Regions from separate parts of the Homo sapiens genome. Here all the other regions are linked to region 1. Evidence: chromatin loops called from intact Hi-C (ENCODE). Cell type or tissue: GM12878. All regions are shown on one strand.

Region 1 (8,000 bases):
GAGTATCCATTTTGTCTTGGCTTTGGGAACATTCTTCCCCTCACTGTTCCCTGTTCAATGATATGGATTTGGTCATACTACTTGGTTTGGCAGCATATAAAATTTTCATAAACAGAATACTTCACATTCATGTATTGCTTTTCTGTTTTCCAAATTAGCCTACAGACAAAACTTGGGGGACCTAGAATATAAATTGTATACACCAGAAGTAAAGGCAGAAGGAAATGTTACAGCTCAGAAAAGGGAGGTGGGAAGGTGGTGAGGGCCGGGGAGTGCGGGTGTGCTGTTGTCGGATATTCCAGCGCCTGCCTGTGTCAGGACGGTTCCAGGCCCAGTGAGGTATGGAGGAACCAAACAGATGTTCTCAGCCCTAGCAGCACCTCCATTCCCATCACAAGCCAATAGATTCCTCCTAACAGTTAACAAATCCCAAAGTGAAGATTTAAGTAGGTTGTTTAATACCTATAAAAGTAGCCACAAGAATGAATGAGGATAATAGCAGTGTGTACAAAAATCCATGGAAGACATGAGACAGTGTAAAGTTGCTAAAAATCCCTGTCATAGTAGGGGGAGTGGATACAGTTTAAATAGGACAATTTCAAGAAATAGATTATAAAGGAATTATCTAAGGTTGTGGTGGGAATTACCAGAAGTAAAAAGACATGGTCAAGGAGTGTACATCCAGGGCATGAGCTCAGAGCTGGGGCAGAGAGACATACTCTCCAACAGCCCTTGCCACATTTTGTTCATGTGTATGCATTACTGTTATAAATAAATTAAGGTAAATGATTAAAAAGCAACTTCACCTACCCCAGGAGGAATGTGAGGTGGATATTATCATTCCCATTCTCATTTTATATGTGAAGAAATAGTAGGCCGGGCGCGGTGGCTCATGCCTATAATCCCAGCACTTTGGGAGGCCGAGGTGGGCGGATCACCTGAGGTTGGGAATTCAAGACCAACCTGACCAACATGGAGAAACCCCGTCTCTACTAAAAATACAAAATTAGCTGGGTGTGGTGGCACATGCCTGCAATACCAGCTACTTAGGAGGCTGAGGCAGGAGAATCACTTGAACCCAGGAGACGGAGGTTGCGATGAGCCGAGATCATGCCATTGCACTCCAGCCTGGGCAACAAGAGTGAAACTCCATCTCAAAAGAGAGAGAAAAGAAAGAAAGAAATAGTAGCCCAGCCCTGTTGTGTGATTAGAAACCAAGTCTCCTGATCATTGGCTTCAAATTCCGCCTGCACAACCCAAAACCTTCTGCTTTTGGATGCAGACTGACTAGGGTTGGAATGCTCAAGTGACTGCTGTGAACCTTGAGCAGCTCACTGTTCATCTTTGAAAATAGGGAGAATACAACTACTACCCCTCCCTGGGTTACGCTAATCACATAGCACAGGGCCTGGTACAAAACAGGCCCTCAAAAATGTCAGTTTCAGCCAGGCGTAGTGGCTCATGCCTATAATTCCAGCATGTTGAGAAGCCAAGGTGGCTTGAGCCCAGGAATTCGAGACCAGCCTAGACAACCTGGAGAAATCCCATCTCTACTAAAAGTAGAAAAATTAGCTGGGCATAGTGGCACAGGCCTGTAGTCCCAGCTACTTGGGAGGCTGAAGTGGGTGGATGGTTTGAGTCTGGGTGATCAAGGCTGCAGTAATCAGAGATCTTGCTACTGCACTCCAGACTGGGAAACAGAGCGAGACCCTGTCTCAAAAAAACAAAACAAAAAACAAACAAACAAAAACTGTCAGTTTCCTCTCTTTATGTTTAGTTTTAAACCCATCCAAAATTTGGAACATTAATATCATTTGTTGATCAGGTTGTCTTTCTTCTCATTTCATGTGATGTATCACGAATTCCGACTAAATTTAAAGCAATTCATTCTCGGCCATATCAAAGGATTTGTCACAACTTAGCGAGGTAGAAAATGTCAAGTTTAAAACATGTGGCAGGAAGATGTGACTTCATGGACACACACAATCAATGGTCCAAGTAGGTGAGTGTTTGTGGTTGTGGGGTGAGGGGTACTGGGAAGGGTTTTACTTTCAGTTCCCTGAATACCTGTTTCCCACTCACCACACTGAGAGGTCACCCTTAGAGTCACTCCTTTGCACCTGGAAGAATTGTGGATCTCCCTGGTTCCCTGTGAAAAAGTCTAAGTGTCCCCAGGCATAGAAAAAGCAGCTGTACAGCTTAGAGAACAGTATACTGGGACTAGACCACTGGAGAACGGCCTGGGAACAGATAGGGGAGGAGAAAGAGGGAGGAAAACAGAGAAGCACTGAAGGAGAAGGCACCAGGGACAAGGGACAATTCCCCCAGATCCACGGCTTTCTTCTGCTTGTTATAACCCATGAGAAGCAGAACATCCTCCCAAAGACACTGCATCATTGGCACACAGTATATGCTAGGTTGGCACTCTACTAATGCTTCACGGCATTTGCACATTTAATTATCACAACAATCCCATCAGGTTGTCACTATTATTCTTCCCATTTTACAGCTTAAGAAACTGAGACACAGAGAGGCTAAGTGTCATATCCAAGTCACAGGGCTGTGTGATAGAGCCTGGAAATGAGCCCAAGAAGCTTGACTCCAATGTCAAACTCTGCACCACCACATTAGAAACACACTCCCCACGCAGAAACACACACACACACACACACACACACACACACACACACACTGTGGGAGGACTCTCAGGGAACTCCTGCTTTCACAGACTGCTAGGTGCCAAGTTCTGCTTTTTAGAGCCAGTGAGATAAGGAGAACTTGCTCTATTTCATGTAAGAAAGCTTATCTGTTACTAACATAGTAGATTTATCCTCTGTCAATCCAGAAGAAAGAACTAGACCTGAAGGGTGGAGCTTGTAGGAAGAAGACAGTAGTTCAACATAAGCAGTATAAAAAGAAGGGCTGCTGTGATAGGTAATGAGCTACCAGTCAGTGGACGTGTTTTTGGTTTGGCAGCTGCAGTCTAGGAATGAGCAGATGGTCTACATCCTGGGGACGAGATTGGAAGAGATGAGAACCAAAGCCCCTCCCAGCCCAGGCAGTCAATCTGAACACACTTCTCCAGACCTGCTGTTGCAAAGCAGTGTGCCGAATCAACAGGAGATGCATGTTAAATAAAACCCGACCCAGCCTCTCAAAAGTTTACAGTGAGATTCTCAGGTTTTCCAATATCATCTTCATAGAGTTCCTGGAGGAATTTAAGAAAGTACAGTGAAGATTCATTCCTTTCATCTCCTAAGGGTAAGTCCGTTCTGACCTGCCCAATAACCCTTTCTCTTCTCTGTCTGCTTCCGGAGAGCACTGTGAGAAGTCAGTCTTCTTTAAAAAAAAAAAAAAAAAAAAGTAAGAAAGAAAAAAAGAAAGACACATATATGATATGTTCTACATCTTTGCCTCTGAAGAGGAAATGCTCTGTGTTACTGTAAATAATAATTTGCAGGTCAGTGAAGGTTGTTAAATGCCCCTGATACCTTTTCTCACTTCCCTCCAGACTCTCGTAATTACTATTGCTCTGAACCCAGCGGGCAAGATGCACATTTCTCTGTCCAGGAAATGACAGCAGCAGTGTGGTACCCTCTTCTCACTTCGGGGAAAGACTGTGTATCTGCATATTGAGCCTGTCCAGAGTCCGTGTCAGAGCCGGGTATGTGCCTGCCTGGAAATAGCTGCATGGAAATGCAGGAAGTGGTTGCCCAAAAGACCTGAGGCTGCAGGTCATAGCCCCTGGGTTCTAAAGCTGGCTCTACCACAAGCTGCGTGACCTCAGACAAGTCACAAAATCTTCTGGGACTCTGTTTCTTCATCCGTAAAGCCAAGAACACAGCACTTACCATGACTCATAAATACTAATATATAATGAGAACTCATTCTTTTATTCAATATCTCATTCAAACACATATGAATCATCACTAAGGACCAGGCACTGTTTTAGTCCCCGGGGGTGCAGTAGTAAACAAAACAGCGAAAGTCTCCCTCTCCCTGGAGTTCCACTGGGAGAAGCAGATAAATAAATGAATAAACAAAACATATGGGATTTCTAAGGGCTTTGGCAAAAAGCAAAGCCTAGAAGGGTTAGGAGGAGTGCTGAGGAAAAAAAAGGGGTGTCTCTAAGAGGGTGCCATTGAGATATAGGCTCAAAGGAGGTAAGAAGGTGAGCTGAGAGATCACTGGGGAAAGAGTAATCCAGGTAGTGGAGTAGCCAGTGCAAAGGCCCTGAGGCCAGAGTGGCTGAAGCAGAGCAACTGGGAGGGATGCAGACTGGATTCAGAAGGACGTGGAATTGAATAGGGTAGGCCTTGCAAGGCTTTGGGCTTCTCTGAGACAGGAGCCACTGGAGAGTGTTGAGCAGAGGAGTGACATAACCTGCCTGGGGTTTTAAAAGAATCTCTCCAGCTTCTGTGTTTAAAAAAAGAGAATCAAATAACATATTTCCCAAAGTGTTTTGAAAAACACAAAAGTACAACATGAAAATGAAGCACAGTAAAAACTCAGTCCTCCAAGCTCCTCAGAAAAAAGTTGTTCTGGAGACCAGGTGTGGTAGATTAAATACAGCCACAAGTTCGTTGTCACTTTCCCCACTGAGAGCTCAAATTTATTTCCCCTCCCTTCACCTGGTTTGTCCTGCAGCTGCTTATCAAATATGGCCAGAGTATTGCTGTGCCAAATCCAGGCCCAGCCTTTTAGGGGACTGGCAATTTCCTCTCTTTTCCGCTTGGAATTCTCACTCTTGGGACTGCTCTTCTCAGAACCCAGCTGCTATCCATGGAGAGGCCATGTGCAGGTACTCTGGGTGCAGCCCCAGGAGGGCTCCCAGACAACAGTCACCATCAACCACCAGCCATGTGAGGAAACGCTTTCAAGATGTTCCAGTTCAATTAAGCCCCCAGATGACTTTAGCCTCATCCAACATTCTGTGGGGCAGAAGAATCTCCCAGCTGAGCCCATTTAACCCATAGCATCATGAGACAGTAAAATATTTGTTGTTATAAGCCACAATATTTTGGAGTGCTTTGTTATGCAGCAATAGTTAACCAAAACTTCAGGGTTTTCTAGAGTTCAGAGTCTACCCAGTAAGGTATCAAAACTTGAAAAGGAAAAATATTAACTATAATAAATGGAAAACATTCTAAAACGGAATATACAACTTCCTTCCTTCCTAAACAGAGTTTACCCACATTGATTAATCTTTCCTTGGTGATTCAAATGTATCCATGTGAACATCATCATATGCTTGTCTTGTTTTTAATGATGCAAAGATTCCCTAAGGGTCTATTGAAATGATTGGAGGTTTTTTCCTTATACTTACTGGCCCTGCACCTGTTTTCTTCCTTAGGTATTTTTAAAATGATTCCTCCTCCTTCATTTTTCTGTTTGTTCCTGTTTATGTCAGCTTCTCCTCATGCCTTTTCTAATTTGTCATATACATTTTGAGTGTAAGAAACTTTTTTTTTTTTGAGACGGAGTCTCGCTCTGTCGCCCAGGCTGGAGTGCAGTGGCGCTATCTCGGCTCACTGCAAGCTCCGCCTCCCGGGTTCACTCCAGTCTCCTGCCTCAGCCTCCCAAGTAGCTGGGACTACAGTTGCCCGCCACCACGGCTGGCTAATTTTTTGTATTTTTAGTAGAGACGGGGTTTCACCTTGTTAGCCAGGATGGTCTTGATCTCCTGACCTCGTGATCCGCCCGCCTTGGCCTCCCAAAGTGCTGGGATTACAGGAGTGAGCCACCGTGCCTGGCCGAGTGGAAGAAACTTCTTAGAGTAATTTGAAAAGTATGAATAAACAGGCTTAGAGAAAGGGCCTAATTCTACAAAAGGGCATGACTTCATGTTTGTGGATTTTGTGACAGCAGTTTTGCTTATAATCTAGTTCTTCCCAATATTCCGTATGAATAGGGCTGCTGGATAACTGAGTTTAGGATGGGGGAGAAGTTTTTGTTATTCCTGTAAATGTATTTAGATATTAGTTCGTAGAATCACAGAGCTGGAACAAACCTTCCAGAGATGTTTACATTCCACTCCCTCAATTTACGGATGAGACCCACAATATTTGTTTGACTTGTACAAAGTGAAAGAGTTCATACCAGCAGAAGCAGGATTAGAGCCCAGGCCTCTACGTCACAGGGCAGTGTTCTTCTACCAGGTCCTTCTGAGCACAATTTGTCCTGTGATCTGTAAATCCCGAGTGAGGCGAGGAAGCCCAAGAAGTACATTCCTACGAGAGCTCATGAAGCATAGGAGAAAGCTCTGCTCATCTGTGCCACTTACCAGCCACATGATATTGGGTAAGCTGCTCTGGCTCTCTCAGCCTAATTTGTTCAGGATAGTGAGTTCCAATATCCAGGACTGTTATGAAAAATAAATAACACAGGCCAAGTACGAAGCGTGGTGTGTGGCACTCAATTATTATTCATTTAATGATTGTCATTTTTCTGTTGTGCCTTCTATTAGTCTTAGCCCCTTAGAGCAGACAAAGTGTGAGGCTCCTTGGATTAAAGACTATACCAGCCTCTCCTTCTCCCCATAACCTTAACTACTTGATAGGAATAGTCCAGTCCCTAGACCCTTCCTTCTGTGGGTGGCATTGCCAAGGTTGTCTGGTGAAGGGTTCCACTAAGGTATGCGTAACTTGCGGAGGTAGAAGAGGAGCTGTTGGGAGAGCCCAGCCCAAACAGAATCCAGGTTAGCTGATTCGCGTTTTGTTGTTATTTTTGTTGTTGTTGTTGTTGTTGCTTGAGACAGAGTCTCGCTCTGTCACCCAGGCTAGAGAGCAGTGACGTGATCTTGGCCCACTGCAACCTCCGCCTCCCAGGTTCAAGCCATTCTCCTGCCTCAGCCGCCCGAGAAGCTGGGACTACAGGCATTTGCCACCATGCCCAGCTAATTTTTGGTATTTTTAGTAGAGACGGGGTTTCACCATGTTGGCCAGGCTGGCCTCGAACTCCTGACCTCAAGTGATCCACCCACCTCAGCCTCCCAAAGTGCTGGGATTACAGGCATGACCACCATGCCCGGCCTGATTCGTGTTTTGGGGTCCTACTGCTGGATTAGGTCTTGTCCCAGGATGGAGAAGAATGGTGGATCCCCAAACAGCAAATGTTTGAAGAAGGGACACAACCTTGAAGCCAGCAATGAGATGCAAATGCCTCCCTTCCTGCACTCCTCCTCCCACCGTCAGTGCTGTGAAGACTGTGAGGCCCCCAGTACTTGTTATGGAGAGGTTTTAGTCAGTGCTCAGAGGAAAGGGGTGGGGGAGAAGAAGGCCAGTAAATCAATAACAGATCTTTCTTTCCATCAGCTGGTTTAAAGTATTGAGCCAATGTCAACCAATCTAGAATTTCTAAGTTGTAAATTTAAAAATTGAATAGTAAGATTTTTATCTGAGCTGCTTCATGAAAGCCACTATTCAGAGTCCAGTTTATCACAGTCCTCACGTAGTCTGAGCTAAGGTCTGGGGTCATGCCAGTCTAGGGAATTCAGTGAGAAAGTTTTCATTTCTACCTGGCTCAGGCTGTGGGGCTTGGATATGGCACTTCTACTGGATCTTTGTGATTCTCCTCCAACTTGTTTCCCTCAACAGATTTCCTGGACTGTGAACTGATCATGCAGAAATATTCAGAGCAATGAAGGACACTGCAGGGCCCTGTACAACCTCATCATCCAGGATTAAAGAGTCAGTCGATATCACATATTCAGCACTATACTAGGCACTGTGGAAAATAACAATGATGTCAGCAACAACAATAATAGTAATGACAATGAATGTTTATTGAGCACCTACTGTATGCCAGGCACTCAACTAGATACTTTTCCTAGATTATTTCTGAGTCTTCCAAAAATTGGATAAAGTGGTTGTCATTCCCTCTGTTTTATACACAAATAAATGAAGACTTAAAGAAGTTAGATAAGTTCTCAAAGTTCTACAAGTAGTGAGAATAAGGACCTATATATGATAATTTCCTTGTCCTTGAAGAGTTTTAGGAAA
Region 2 (8,000 bases), 93 kb after region 1:
GAAACAGGAGGGAGAGGGCAACCGCCTGCCTGCCTGACTTTGCACCTTTGCCAATGACCTCTGAGGGACCAGCTCATAAAGCTGCTCAGATGGCTTCTGTCAATCAATCACATTCGTCACGAGGTTTCTTTGTGTATAAAGTGGGGACAGTAATAGAACCTGCCTGGAGGGGATGTTTTTAGGAGTAGAGGAAAGCACTTAGCATCTTCCCTGCCTCAGTGAGTGCTTTCATTCATTCTTGAATCCACAAATATTGACAGAGCACCTACTATGCACCCCTGTTCTAGAGGCCTGGGCTACCTCTCTGAACAAAACAGACAAAGATCCTGACCACAAGGATCTTACTTACATAAGAACAGGGGGAAAAACAATATAATAAACAAGAAAACAAATTCATACCTACAAAGGCAACATGAGCCAAGGCAAAAAGGGGAGAAAAAGCCTGCTCTGGAGACCGCGGCATCCGGAGAGCAGGCGCCATGTAATAAAGTGATAAGGAAGGTGGCTTTTGAATTAATTAAACAAAGCAAACGTCATTTATAATAATCTTGTCTTAATTCACAAAGGACGTCTTTCACCCCAGGGGGCTCTTTCACCCTATGTCTAGCCCTAACAAGTGGCTTCATTAGAACAGATGTGCACAGCCGGATAGTGCTGGGGAGCCTCAGAGGCCTCCCCCATTGAAGATCCTGCTCCCCTTTCTGCCCAGCCCACCTCGGAGGCTCACCAGGCCTAGAACTGCACCTCTGACTGGTCACGAGTTGGAATAAGTGGTCTCTCTTGAACACACATTGTGCAACTGGCTCTGGCCGGCTCACCCTTAAAGCAGAGAGGGTAAGGCAAGGAGAGCTCCATGTCCCCTTTCATGCTATTCTGATTCTCCTCTAAAGGGGCACGAAAGGTGTGAGCCAACAATGTATTAAGGGGAAGCCTTGTATTCTTCTTCGCCTTAACTCCCATCCTTGCAGTGCCACAGAACGGACACCGGAAGAGAATTCTATCCCGGGCCCTTCCACGACACACTCTACTTTCAGGACACTTTTCCTTCTTCCTTCGAGTGTCAATCCTTCCAAATCCTCTGTGCACTGCTCGGTTTGACTTCAGCTCCAGTGGTGAAAGGGAAGATTTATTTCCAAAACGTTCTGTGGAGAGTGTTTCATAGAAGATGTATTGTTTCTAGCAAGATCTTCACCAGGGCTGAGGAAGAGGCAAGAAATCTCCCCCAGAAATAATGCCACATTTCTTGGAAATCATTGACTCTGCAAAAGAAATAAAGAAAAAACCTGTAATCATTTCAGTTAAGTTGTATGCAGGTATCTATATTTTATGTTTAAATACATCTGGGTATGTGATACAATGCACATATACACATGTTAAATCATATAATCTCAGGGTCAGAAGGGTGCTTATAGTAGAATTTCCTCTCTTACTATAATGCACTGTGAATTATGCCTGCATTAAGTGTAACATGGGTTACAGCCAAGGAGAAATATCTACCCAGCTGCAGTCCAGCCAGTCTACTGAAAGTCTGCAGATGGCACCTGACAAAGCCAGGATTTTAATTCACAGCCTGTATTATGACAATTAAATTAATTTCAAATACTTTCATTTAGTTTAAGGTGAGTTTAAAGGCAAAGAAGTTAATAAAAGACTTACAGAGTTTTAGCAGTGGTTCATATCTCTGGCTACACACTAGAATCACCTGAACTGCGGTATTTTTAATTCATACCTATAGAGAGTCTTATTCACAAAGTAATCCAGCATGCATTACGCTAGGTTAATTTTTGCAGCAGTAAAATATTCTGCTTATAATAATGAAAATTTGTGGCAAGAAGCCTCAAGTATAATTAATATAATTTCCCCTCAGTAATGTCTAAAATGAAATCACTCTCCTCTACACTCCATACCCATACTGTGATTTTTTTTTTTTTTGAGTTGGGGTCTAGGCTGGTGTGCAGTGGTGCTGCAATCATGGCTCACTGCAGCCTCAAACTTCTAGGCCCGAGTTTCAGCCTCCCAAGTAGCTGGGAACTACAGGCACACCACCACACCCAGTTAATTTTTCTACTTTTTGTGGAGATAGAGTCTCACTATGTTGGCCAAGCTGGTCTCTTACTCCTGGCCTCAACTCATCCTCCCACCTCAGCCTCCCAAAATGCTGGGGTTATAGGCATGAGCCACCATATTTGGCATGCTCTGATATTTTTTATTGGCCTTTGCAGAGGGCCTTTTGATTCACCTTACTGCAAGAAGGTAAAGTAGTTGAAAGAATCATAGTCTAGTAATCAAGAAACATAGTCTTCTGCTCTGACGCCAATAGCTGTATGCGTCTATGTTTACCTTTCTGGCCTCAGCTTGCTCATCCATAAAATGGGCAGATTGTCCAAGGTGACCTTAAAAACCCTTCTTTTAGAAAGAGAGAATTGAGGTTGTAGAAGGAGTGTGGATTTTGGAGTCAGAGAGATAAGAGTTCTATTCCCAACTCAGTCACTTCCTAAGCAGGCGACCTTGGGCTTGTCTCTGAGTTTCAGAACAGCCATTGGTAGGCATTTATTGGGAAAATGAATTGAGATGTGGAAGCACTTTTGCAAAATAGATGCAATTACATATTCTTTTTAATTCCATTTGATTCCCTTTCTCTCCTCAGACCCCCTCCTCTTACCCTCTGAATTAACAGAGCATTCAAGTAAAGTATGAGTTTCTTTCTTTTTTTTTTTTTTTTTATTGAGATGTAGTCTCACTCTGTTGCCCAGGCTGGGTGCAGTGCCGCGATCTCAGCTCACTGCAAGCTCCACCTTCTGGGTTCACGCCATTCTCCTGACTCAGCCTCCTGAGTAGCTGGGACTACAGGTGCCCACCACCACGCCTGGCTAATTTTTTGTATTTTTTAGTAGAGACAGGGTTTCACCATGTTAACCAGGAAGGTCTCGATCTCCTGACCTTGTGATCCACCCACCTCGGCCTCCCAAAGTGCTGGGATTACAGGCGTGAGCCACCGGGACCAGCCAAGTATGAGTTTCTTAACCAAAGAAACCCATCCAAATGACAAAAGGAAATTTCTACCTTGCACCCTTTTCTGTCCAGTAGAATTATTGTTAGATTCTACCCATGTGACCCAAGAGAAACAGAATTGTCCATGCAATCGGCAGGCTCTCTACATTCAATTCACTTCCCAGAGTTGGTGATTCCCTTTGATGCCTCGCAGGCAGACATTTTAGGCTATGGGAGGGACATTTTGGAGGCAAGCCTTCCATGGAAACCTCCAAATCCCATTCTGTAGTCACCCACTGGCTTTTCCAGTGTTAGATGAATCCTACTTGTCTCAGCCACTTCCTTTAACCTCATCAAGGGCAGGCCCTCAGAGCGGCCATCTTTGGGTAAATCTATTGTTTCAGTCTTTTCGTGGGAGGGAAGAGTCTCTTGTGAGAGAGAAGAAATGAAGCTAACATATTCTTGTCATCCCTGAAAGGCCTTCTAATAGCTTGGGTGTGCTGGGAATTTGTCCAGCCCTCCGTGTGGAGGGCTTTCTACCTTGAATGAAATAATCCACTTGAATAGCCCAGTAAGTAAAATCCAGTGGGAGATAAGCCAAGAATCATTCCTTGCCGCTTTTAGCCAGCTTACAAGTTTGGTGTCTGGATTATTTTGTGAGCCTGGCCATTGGAAAAACATCAAAATCTGACTTGTTCCCTGAATGAATATGACTTGGGATGTGGGGGTGGAAGGGAGAAGAGAAAAATGAACTGGAGCTGTGTGAAATTTGACAGTTTCAGTTCACAGGGGTTTGAGTTAACTTCTTTCAGTTTCAGCTCATGCAGGCTTCCCTCCTTTGGAGAGAAGATTTGACTTTCGGGTTGAAAGAAGCTAAACGGAGCCAAAACCACATTATTTGACGTACTTTCAGGTTGAGTCGAGGAGAAGAAAGAAGTGGAAAGGTTGCCCCAGCCTTATTCCAATTTCTCCTACAAAAACTCGCACCTGGTTTACCTCCAGGGTTCTCTGTTTCCTGGTCGACTTTCCTCCCAGCTAGATTCAAGTTGAATTGTGAACCCAAACCCTTACATATTTAGCTTATCCTGGTGGCCCACTCCCTGAGCTCCAGAAGAGCAGAGCCAGTCTGAGGAGGGACAGGGCCTACCCTGAAAGATCCGTATGCCCCCAATTGTCCCTATTGCCCCTGTTTACCTTTCTAAAATCCCCCATGGGGCCAGGGACACTGATCAGCAAAGAATCTGAAGTTGAATCCCATTCCCGCAACATACTATCTGTGGGGTCTTATGTGGGTTAATCACCAGGTTGTTGACACAAACCTTAATGATTTTTTTAAGTTCTAAAATTTGTCTTATTATAATACGAAAAATCACATTTTCCCCCTTTGTGGTGAAGTCGACATATTTAGTAGAGACTCATTCATCTGTTAGTAGCCCAGTCCCCAGAAAAGTGCTAAGGGGTTTTGGAGGAGTTAATTTCTAACATTAAGAAATGTTTAGAAGAATGGGATGCTGCTAGGACCTTGAAGAGGGTGAGGATCCACAATCTGACCACAGACAGAAGACACCCTCCTACAAATGTACAAAGCTCCCCTGAAAAACAAAAGTCCCCTCACCAGCCGCAAGGACTGCAGCAATCCCTCCCAGTCCTACCCTTGTCTGACTGAGGCCATCATTCAGCCCAGATCACATCTGTCCACTCTGAGGTCTTGGCCTGAGGAAATGGGTCACAGAGGGACCAACAACCCTACTCCATGTTACCTGGCATTTCCAAATAGAAGGATCAAGGGAAAGAAGGAGAGGGAGAAATATATAATCTTCCACATAGGGAGAATAACTGCTTCTAAGGTTGTTTCCATTTCCAAAAATTAATTTGCATATGCCCTGAGAAAATTCCTGCTGCAGGTGGAACTACTTTAGGTAGTGATCACTTATTGGATGGAAAAAGAGAGAGCAGATAGAATCCAGAATAAGAAGAGGACCTCTAATGAATACGGATGGGCCCCAATCAGTAAGACTGTGGTTTACCAGATGTTTTAAGTAACCAGCATGTCCATATTACATAGTTAGAAGAGACTTAGTGAATCCTATCAGGATGGTTTTCGGGGGTTTTTTGTTTGCTTTTTCTCTAGAAGAAAAGCAGCTAAAACTCTCAAAGTCTGACCTGAACTCAGTATTGAATCAAGCTGACCTTTGATGACATAGGTCACAAAAGCTGATTCCACAAGCCACACATGGTAGGCAGCTCTCATATCTCAGATGACTGCAGACAGCCCAGTGGCTGAGCAGCTGAGGCGCACATCCCCACTGTGCAGGTAGGAAGACTCTACCCTGCTACCAGGGCCTGCTAGACCACGGCTGCAGGAAACAAGGGTTTTGGGAGAAGGAGGTAGTTCTAATAAAACACCCTGAGGCACAAATCCAAAACGCTTTTTCGCCTGGATCAAAAGACTCCCTGTTATCAAAGCAAAGGTTGCAGGACTGCCTTTCTCCAAATTCCGTAAATCCCCTGCATCAGTAATTACTAATTATCCCCCAATAGCTAGCTATGCCCTCTCTCTTCCACACTACTAAGATCCATGATTTTTTGTGCGGTGCCTGGATGCCAGATTAAAGACCATATTTCTCAACCTTGTTTGCATTTAAGTGTGACCATGTAACTTAGCCCTTGCCTTTGTGATTGAAGTGGTGTGTATAACTTGCTGGAACTGGTTTAAAAAGCCAGGTTGTGCCCTTTCCTCCTGCCTTTTTCCTGCCCATTGGCTGGAATATAGATATAATGGTTAGCACTCCAGCAGCCATCTGGGACCATGAGATAACCTAGAGAAGTCACACATAATGGACGGCTAAGATTAAAGATGCCTCTACCTCTGACACCATGAAGAGCCATTGGAGCCCTGGACTGACCACCTCCAAACTTCTTGAACATAAGGTGTAAATAAACTTCTATCTGGTTTAAGCTGCTACTCACAGCTAAGCCTAATTGTAATTGATAAATTCGCTCAATAGGTTACGTATTTTCTCCCTTTATTTCCTCTTCCAACAATTTCAATTATTCAGTTAACACAAATTAAAATACTAGCTAGCATTTATAGAGTGCTTCTTGTGGCCAAGCCACTGGTCTAAGTGCTTTATATGAATTAATTTGTCACAACAACATATGAAGTAGGTACTTTTTTCTGTCTGACAATATTTATTTTTATAAAATATTTTTTATATTTTATAAAATATTTTATAAAATGTATGCAATAGCAAAATATAAGAAACCTATATTGGTAGGGGAATAATTAATTGTGTGTGCATGTGTGTATTAAAAGAATTATGCAGTTCTATATATATTGATATAGAAAATTATCCCAGGTATAGAGTTAAGAAAAAAAACCAAAGTATCAAAATGTATTTTTTACAAATCAGAAAACCGAGGCATAGAGTGCTTAAAGAACTTCCTCGAGGTTACTTGTAAAAGCTTCTTGTAAATGATTTGGTATCTGAATCCAGTTTATCTGATTTTAATTGTGAAAAATAATAGAGAGGGAGGGTTGACCTGGGTTTTCACCCACCCAGTGAGGTTCATAGGGACAAAGGAATCTATCCACTGAGCAGAAAATTGGATCAGATTACTTTTGAGATGCATTCTAGTTTTCAAAATTCCGTAATTCCATGAAAGGGCAACATTGTAAGATCCTTAGGTAACCAATAAACATTCACTTATATGCCCTACACGTCTCTTCCAGGGGGAAAAGAGTGAACTGTTTTAGATATATTTTCAATTTAGATATACTATGTCAATGCTTTTGTTCCAAGAGGATTCTAGAGTCATCATAAAACTCAGTCAGAACTTTCATTTCTCCAAGTTTCTGGTTAATCAAGTCTTTTCTCCATCCACTCAGGATTCATTCAGTCAAGAGCAACTAAATTCTTTCATATTCAAGTCACTGTGCTACATGGTCAGGGATATTTAAAGATAAAACAAAACAAGATAAAGACATGACATTCTCCATGCCCCGCAAAAGCCTATGAACTGCTAAAAGGGTCCTATAGAAGAGTCTTAGGCTTGAATTCAGAAGACCTTGGTTTGCCTGGACCTTAGGAAAGTCATTTTTTCTCTTTGAGTATGTTTCTTCATATTTGAGTTGGGATTGATAAGACTTAGCTCAAAAAGTTAGAAGAAAGATTAAGTAGCAAGAGTAAAACACATTGTAAATCAAAAAGTGTTATAAACACGTAATTCTTCACTGCTCTTCCTAATCTATGCACCACCTTCTCATACACTTTCTCTGTTATTAATCCCTCATTACAATGCTGTGGGATATGTAACAGGGATAATATTATCCCTATATGACAGTTGCCTCAGAAAGAAACCAAGATGCAGAAACATGAAGAACCTTGGCCAAGTTCACACCTGTTACATAGCAGAGTCAGCTTTTAGAGAAGATGCCAAAGCTGAAATCCTGGCTGTGCCATCTCCACAGAGTGAAGCAACAGAGAGGGAACCTGGTGATTAAGAACATGGTCTCTGCACTATTCGCAATAGTAAAGACATGGAATCAACCTAAAAGCCCATCAATGACAGATTGGATAAAGAAAATGTGGTGCATATACACTATGGAACACTATGCAGCCATAAGAAAGAATAACATCATGTCTTTTGCAGGAACATGGATGGAGCTGGAGGCTATTATTCTTAGGAAACTAACCCAGAGACAGAAAACCAAATACCACATGTTGTCACTTATAAATGGGAGCTAAATGATGAGAACTTATGAACACAAAGAAGGAAACAACAGACACTGAGGTCTACTTGTGGGTGGAGGGTGGGAGGAGAGAGAGGAGCAGAAAAGATAACTATTGGATACTAGGCTTAATACCTGGGTGATGAAATAATCTGTACAACAAACCCCTGTAACATGAGTTTACCTATATAACAAACCCTCACATGTACTCTTGAACCTAAAATAAAAGTTTAAAAATAAATAAAATAAATTTTAAAAAAAGAACCTGGGTCCTAGA
Region 3 (8,000 bases), 150 kb after region 1:
AACTAGGGGAGTGTTGGCTGGGATGCAGAGTAGAGATGAGTATAATGGATGTTCAGAAGGTAAAATTTGTAATACTTGATGTTCGATTCCAATGTGGGGACTAAGGGTGAAAAATAAGTCGATAGTGACTCTTGAGTTTCCCAAGTGACACACATGTGGATGGCACCTTCCCATCAATTAGGACAGACATGGCTTATTCACCACTCCATCCCCAGAGACCAGTACAGTGTCTAAGATATGGCCAGTGCTTCATAAACGTTTCTGAATGAATGAATTAGTCTAAGAACAGTCCTGCCTTACCTACTCCAAGGGGGCACATGCACAGAGCACAGAGTGAAAGATGTCCTGGATTTGGGTAGCTGCAGACCCCGCAGGGAAACCCTCAATGTAAAGATGGTCTCCTGTCCCAATAACGTGAGCTTTACAGAGGAGGATGCCAGCAGAGGACCCAACCATATCAAGGAATGGAGGATAGCAACGAACACAAACAGTCATGACTTGGATCCTTGCTGCATTCAGACCATTGGCAGCTCAAGGCTGTGGAAGAAGGAACATAGGAGCTTGACCCAGAGAGAGAAAAGATTTGGAGATTTTAGTCAGCAACAGACACTGAAGGTGGGCAAGGTCAACATTTACAAAGTTATGACGAAGGCCTTTAAACAAGGAGATTCCTACCATCTTCTTAGTAGGAAGTTGTCGTTGGAGGTCAATGAAATGGAAGCCACTTCCTGCAAAAGGGATCTTCCAGAACTGTGGATCCCCTTCCCTGAAAAAAGGTAAGATCAAAAACTATGATAGATTTAAAGAAGTTTTAAATTGATTGTGTCTAACAAAGTTTCCAGAGCATAAAGTGGACCCTTGGGTTTTTGTAGCACGTCCCCAGTATGGGGTGGGATAACTGAGGGCTTCCACACTCCAGCCTGTCCCTTTTGTTTTTTGTCAAGAATTACAGCATGGGTTTTATGAAGCCCACTCAGAGCCCTCCTCACTGAATATCCTTGGACGTGTTTTTAAACTTCTCATTCCTCAGGTTCCTCATTGCACAAAAGGTGTGGTAATACCAACCTTGGAGGACTGTTATGGGACTGAATGAGATAATAGACGTCTAAAAAATGGCAAATTTTATTATCAGAGGCATCACTGTTATTATCTTACAGTAAGTCAACCTTTCTGAGTTTCACCACAAAAATGCATGATCAGGTTTTTGGAGAATTAAATTAGATAATGGAGAGGGATACATTTTGTGCACTGTAAAGAATTCTGTAAAAAGTAAAATGATTATTGTTGTGTGGGTATGAAGAGGGAAAAACAGTCCCCTGATTCTCCTGGAGAGACTGAGGGCTCTCACCCAGAGCATGTGCATTTTTATCTTTAATTCAAAGCCTATGACTCAGGTTGGAGATCTGCTTACTGGACTGCTGGAAAGCTAGGCTTAGGACTCCCCTGCAGGACCACCCAGGAGTCTGAGCAGCCACAGGATGCCAACATCTTGTTGACTTAAGAATATGAACCATTGGAATGTATTACACCTGTCTGTCCTGGCTACCTAGCCTTTTAGTCCTTCAAGGTGTTTAATTTAATCTGCAGAACTCTATACAGTGGGACCCTCATTCCCTCTGAGGTTACTGCTTGCTTTTATAACATTAAGCTAGGAAGTTATAAAATTGCAGAGTGTGGGAAAAATACCAAGATCCTAACCTTGGTTTGACCACCTACCAACTGTGTGGTCTTGAGAAAATCATTTCACTTCTCTAAGCCTCGATTTCCTCTCCTATAAAATGGGGCTTATAATCCCTGTTTATCTCTCATAATTTTTATGAGAATCAATAAAGTATTCTGTGCAGTATAAACAATTGTATAACATAAATATATAAAAGTATTCTTACTACTTCTGCTATATCAGTTAGGCTAGGCTACATTATTCTTCAATAAATACAAGACTCATTTTTCATTCATGTAAAGTCAGGTGTAAATTGAGTGGCTCCTCAGGGCAATTCTCCTCCATGCAGTGATTCAGGGATCCAGACTCCACCCATCTGGAGATGCCAACATCTGAACATCTGGTTTCCAGAGTCATTGTAGCAGAGGAAGAGAGGAGTGATGGTTTGCCAAGAATTTTATTAAATGTCATGCCTGGGAGTGGTTGGACATCATTCCCACCTATATTCTATTGGAAGCACCCAATCATATAGCCCCAACATAATTACAAGCAAGAGTGAAAAATGTAGGGGAGTCAATGGAACAACTGGTGAATACCAGTGTCTTTGCTACACCTGCACTAATGACAAATAATTTACAGTTTAGGAAAATGCATGACAAAGAACAAAGAGCTTAAAATCAAACAAGCCTGGGCTCAAATCCAAACTTTGTTACTTGCCACCTATATGACTTTGAGCAGTTTGGAACCCATTTCCTTATATTTCAAATGGGGGTATTATGGAACCTACCTTACAGTTTTGCTGTAAGGATTATATGAGATAATAAGTATAAATCTGACACATAATTGCTTAATAAATGGTAGCTGTTTATTATTTTTCTCTTCTCTTAACTTTGAAACTGCTGATTCACTTCTGTGAATATTCTGTGGCAACTTGCGAGAAAAAATTTAAGTGTCTGTCACACTCACCAGCTCCCACCTGAGAAACACTTTATTGCTACTAAAACCTGATTAAACTGAGCTTCAAAAAAGAAGCAGTCATCTGAGAGGTTATTCACCGTCAAATAAGCCTCTTGTACTCTGCTCTGGGCATCAAGGACCAGGGTTCCCGCTGTACCATAGAGGACCTGTGTGCAAATTAGAAAAAAAAGCCCTTCCTCTTGATGTAGAATAATCCCATTGGCCCTACTGCTTGATAAGTGTGGATTTCACTCACTCCTCAGCCTGGTACCCTTGGGCAGTGACCAACCTGCACAACTGTACCCACTGGTCTGCCAGGGATATATAAACAAAAACATCTAGTCATGCTCTTGAGGAGGCCACCAGAAAGCTCTGGGGAGACAGACTTATAACCAATTGACTTCACTCCACTTTAGAGCAGAAAGGAGAGAGCAGACAATTTTGTGGGCACAAAAGGCAACAAGTTACCCTTTATTCCTTTTCTCTCTTCCTATAAACAAGACTGTCCTGGACTGTGGTGACTTTCTGTCTTGGTTGGTCCATTCAGAGTCAAAAAGACTCAGTGTCTTTGGTCTCGCTGAGTAAAGGCTGGTCACAGTCCAAAGTACAGAAGTTCAATCATTATAGTTAGGTCTAATTGAGACACACATCCAATCCTTCCTCAGGAATCCTGAATAACCCATTTTCAAGTCCCCCCCACCAATCTCTTTGACTAACAGGTTGTTTTACTTTGGACAAAGTTAAACCTTTCCTTGCCTCAGTTTCCCCCAATACAGAATGGACATGGGGTACTAATCAAATGTGTATTGAGGGGAATCTATTAGGAATACTGTAAACTTTCAAAAATATAAACCGACATAAATGCATGGAAGTCATTGTTCTTTTATGTATGGATTAATGTACTTGCATAGTAATTCACAATGATATTTTATGTGAAATATCTTTATTTGTTCTAAGCAGTTTCTTCAAATAAGGATAAAATAGGCTCTAGAGTGTAGTATTAAGAATTACAATGGGCCAGGCATGGTGGCTCACACCTGTAATCCCAGCACTTTGGGAGGCCAAGGCAGGTGGATCACCTGAGGTCGGGAGTTCAAGACCAGCCTCACCAACATGGAGAAACTTAATCTCTACTAAAAAAACAAAATTAACTGGGTGTGGTGGCAAATGCCTGTAATCCCAGCTACCCGGGAGGCTGAGACAGGAGAATCCCTTGAACCCAGGAGGCGGAGGTTGCAGTGAGCTGAGACCGCACCATTGCAATCCAGCCTGGGCATCACAGTGAGACTCTGTCACAAATAAAAAAAAGAAGAAAATGAATTACAATGAACTGCAAGTAAAAGAATTAAAAAAAAAAAAAAAAAAAACAGTGGCATAATTAGTTGAGAAGTCTTATTTTTTTCACATGTAGCTAGAAGTGAAAAAGGAGGCAGCCCATGGCTGGTACTGTAGTCATACCATCAGAGACCCAAGCTCTTTCTGCTTTCCTCTCAATCATTCTCAGCTTGTGCTGGCTCCTTGGGGCCATAATATTTTCCAGCATCAGATTTTTATTCCAGAAAGGAAGAAGGAGAAGGGCAAAAGGACTCCCCATCCTCCTTCAAGGAACTACTCAATATTTCACTTGCTTCTCATTGGCCAAAGGAATGTCACATGACAACTCCTTTCTACAAAGGAAGCCAGAGAATGTAGGTTTTTAGCTGGGCATGTGGTTCTGGCAGTAAGAAAAAGCAGGAGAGTGGATATTGGGTAGACACCTAACAATGTTCAGATGTATTTGTGACAAGTTGATTGAAACAAGGGGAAAAGGAGTGATTAAAAAAAAAAAAAAAGCATATGAGGCAATTCCCTAAATCAGTCATCTACTTCCACAATAATGCTCCCTCGCAGTAAAAAAACCTCAGGGACATGCAACAGTAAACATCTAGGGTCAGCTGGAGGTCAGCTAAGTGGCTCTGCTAATTTTGGCTGGGCTTACTCATATGTGTGAGAGTCGGCTGGCAGTTGGCTGATCTAGACTGGCTTTGACTGGAGCAACAGAGATGGCTCAGCTCTGCTGCTCAGTTTCTCTTCCTCCAGCCGGCTAGCTTGAGCGTGTTGTCATGGCAATGGCAGATACACAAGACAGCAAAAGGAAACACACACAGTCTCTGAAGTTCTATATGTGGAACTGATACTTACACTTTACCTTGTTGGCCAAAACAGGTCCATGATTAGGCTCAGAAACAGCATTGGACAGCAATACAGATGTGTATGGTGAAGGACATAGATACAGGAGGGATGAATAATTAGGGTCATTTCTACACTCTGCCATATCCCCTCTCTATAGATTCTTAGACCTAGTAGCTAAAAGAGGCATTAAGTGGTTAAAAAGGATTCTCTAGAAAGCAGAGTTTATCACATTCACATTCACTCAAAGATCTGCTGTTTAAAGAGTCATGTCCCAGCAGTATGATTGCATGTTTTAAAATTATAAAAATAATATCCTAGATATTTAGAACACCAACACCACGTTTTTGGGAATAACACCCTAAAGGAAGAATTTTCTTTAGATTATTAAAACTTTACAATATTGTTTCCAATTTTTTATTTTGATAAAATACACATAACTTAAAATTTAACCTCTTAAAGATTTTTCAGGGTGTATAGTTCCAGTGGTTTTAATACCTTCATTCATAATGTTGTATAAATATCACCACCACCCATCTTCAGAACTTTTTCCATCTTGTAAAATTGGAATTATTTACCCATTAAACAATAACTCTCAATTGCCCCCATCCCCTGGCAACCACCATCTCTATTATTTTGAATAGTAATTGGCAGATTTAGATTAGATCTAGTAATTTTATACTCAAATAATTACCTCATATAAGTGGAATCATACAGTATTTGTCTTTTTGTGACTGTCTTATTTAACTTAGCATAATGTCCTCAAGGTTCATCCATGTTGTATCCTGTGTGAGAATTTCCTTCCTTTTTAAGGCTGAATAATTTTCCATTGAATGTACATACCATTTTGTTTATTCATTCTTCTGTAGAGGAACACTTGGGTTGTGTCTGCATTTTAGCTATCATGAACAATGCTGCTATGAACATAAGTGTACAAATATCTCTTTGAGATCTTTCTTTCAATTCTTTTTGGTATAGACCTATTAGGTTGGTGCAAAAGTAATCGTGGATTTTGCTATTTCTTTTAATGGCAACAATCGCAATTACTTTTGCACCAACCTATAGATGCAAAATTGCTGAATCCTATGGTAATTCTATTCTTAATTTTTTGAAGAATCATCATACTGTTTTCCACAGTAGCTGTACCATTTTACATTCCCACCAACAGGGCACAAGAGTTCCAAATCCTGTGTATCCTCATTAATACTTGCTTTTTGCTATGGTGTTTTGATAGTAGCCATCCTATTTGGTGTGAGTGTTACCTCATTACGGTTTTGATTTGCGTTTCCCTAATGTTTGGTGATGTTGAGCCTCTTTTCATGTGTTTATTGGTTATTTGTATATTTTCTTAGGAGAAATGCCTTTTTTTTTTTTTTTTTTTGAGACTGAGTCTCACTCTGTCACCCAGGCTGGAGTGCAGTGGTGCGATATCGGCTCACTACAAACTCCACCTCCCAGGTTCATGCCATTCTCCCACCTCAGCCTCCCGAGTAGCTGGGACTACAGGTGCCCACCACCACGCACAGCTAATTTTGTTTTTGTATATTTAATAGAGACGGGGTTTCACCATATTAGCCAGGATTGTTGCAATCTCCTGACCTCATGATCCGCCCACCTCAGCCTCCCAAAGTGCTGGGATTACAGGTGTGAGCCACCACACTTGGCCCAGAAATGCCCATTTTTAAATTAGGCTCTTTGTTTTTGAATTTTAGTTCTTTATATATGCTGGATATTAATCCCTTATCAGATGCATGATTTATACATATCTGCTCGCATTCTGAGAGTTACCTTTTTACTTTGTTGATGATCACATTATTTCTTACAGCTAATTTTGAGGGTGGATTGTCTTCCCAGAAAATGGGGAGAAATAATGTCTCAATTTTTTAAAGGTAGAAGACCCAGGATGAATAAAGTTTCAGGTCTAAGAGGAAAAATATAAATTCTTAAGCTATAGAAATGGTCCTTCACCTGATTTTGTACCTCACAGTAATGTAAAACTGAACCTGTTTCAAAGCCACCTTTTCTGTACAGTGCTGCTATTGTGCTGTGGGTGGTACAAATTTAGCCAACCCTACAAAATCCACTTCCCTAGACACATTCTGCAAGGTTTCTGTGACCGCTAGTGGTAAAGCACCACAATGGTGCTCATCAGTCAAACATCACTGCCGGTAGTCTCATTCCTCCTGGAGGCACACACTGAAAGAGAGAACTTTTCCTCTGGGGTCCTGTGCTTATGTGTTCATGGTCTTGTAAGTCACAGCAAAGAGAGAGAAAAACACAGGAGAAAATGAAAATGTCCACAGGAAACAGCCAACTGTACAGAGACAGTGCTTTGGGAAAACCTAAATGGGACTTTATTTCTTTACAGGGGGAAAGAACAAGAATGCAGTCAGCTCAGGTTTATACCAGGATAAAGTGAAATGGGTGGAAAGATGTGTGAGTTCTACCTTAGGTAAGTTGGCACCCCTCAGTTTCCCCAAATGAGCAGGTGGAACTGGGTGAGCCTGCGGTTCCTTCCAGTCTTTATAGTCTGTGTTTGGGGAAAACCAGGAGGCCACCAGCACAGAATATTTGCGTGGGGCCATGTGTGTGTCCTCCCCAAAGGGGAGAAGATAGCAGGGAAGCTCAGCGTCGGGGTGACCAGGAAATAGTGAGAGCTCCCAGCCCAGGAGAGCAGGCCCCTAACAACGAGCCCTTATGAGGGGCAGGTACATGTACACAGTGTGTCCCTGAAATGAGCTGTCAAAAGGAGGGGAAAGAGTACCCTGAGGGTGTGTTTTGGAGAGGAGAGTGGTAGAGAAGGGGGATTCAGAAAACAAACTTTGCTTTGGAACTCCAGAGGAATAAGGACAGGGAATGCCCTCCAAGTACACGTGGACAACATTCACAGCAGATACCCTCAGCTCCCAGATCCAAAGAGGGTAACCATGTCCAACAGGGATGACCAGGTGGCATTTCTAAACCTCATGTGCAGTTCTAAGAGGAGACTCCATTTTTTTTTTTTTTTTTTTTTTTTTTTGAGACGAAGTCTCACTCTATCGCCCAGGCTGGAGTGCAGTGGCATGATCTCGGCTCACTGAAACCTCTGCTGCCTGGGTTCAAGCAATTCTCCTGCTTCAACCTCCCGAGTAGCTGGGATTACAGGTGTCTGCCACCATGCCAGGCTAATTTTTGTATTTTTAGTAGAGATGGGGTTTCACCATCTTGACCAGGC

What was found. Peaks named below come from ENCODE experiments on the same cell type or tissue, not always from the same donor. Only the 100,000 strongest peaks of a DNase experiment are listed, where the experiment ranks them.
Region 2: it touches region 1 in a loop (5-fold over the local background); 2 of 110 quality-filtered maps call a loop at or near these places.
Region 3: it touches region 1 in a loop (2.8-fold over the local background); 2 of 110 quality-filtered maps call a loop at or near these places.

Annotation. Positions count from the first base shown.
Region 1 is chr6:45,826,308-45,834,307 of GRCh38, reverse strand. No RefSeq gene overlaps it. Among named protein-coding and RNA genes, the nearest start is that of CLIC5, 190 kb to the left of the region's middle. In GM12878, no CTCF peak of the experiment used is centred here; a DNase peak (open chromatin) is centred at 3,577; H3K4me3 peaks cover 322 bases; H3K27ac peaks cover 377 bases.
Region 2 is chr6:45,733,596-45,741,595 of GRCh38, reverse strand. No RefSeq gene overlaps it. Among named protein-coding and RNA genes, the nearest start is that of RUNX2-AS1, 160 kb to the right of the region's middle. In GM12878, no CTCF peak of the experiment used is centred here; a DNase peak (open chromatin) is centred at 3,825; H3K27ac peaks cover 980 bases.
Region 3 is chr6:45,678,716-45,686,715 of GRCh38, reverse strand. No RefSeq gene overlaps it. Among named protein-coding and RNA genes, the nearest start is that of RUNX2-AS1, 110 kb to the right of the region's middle. RefSeq lists an enhancer at 4,785-4,834. In GM12878, no CTCF peak of the experiment used is centred here; a DNase peak (open chromatin) is centred at 4,665.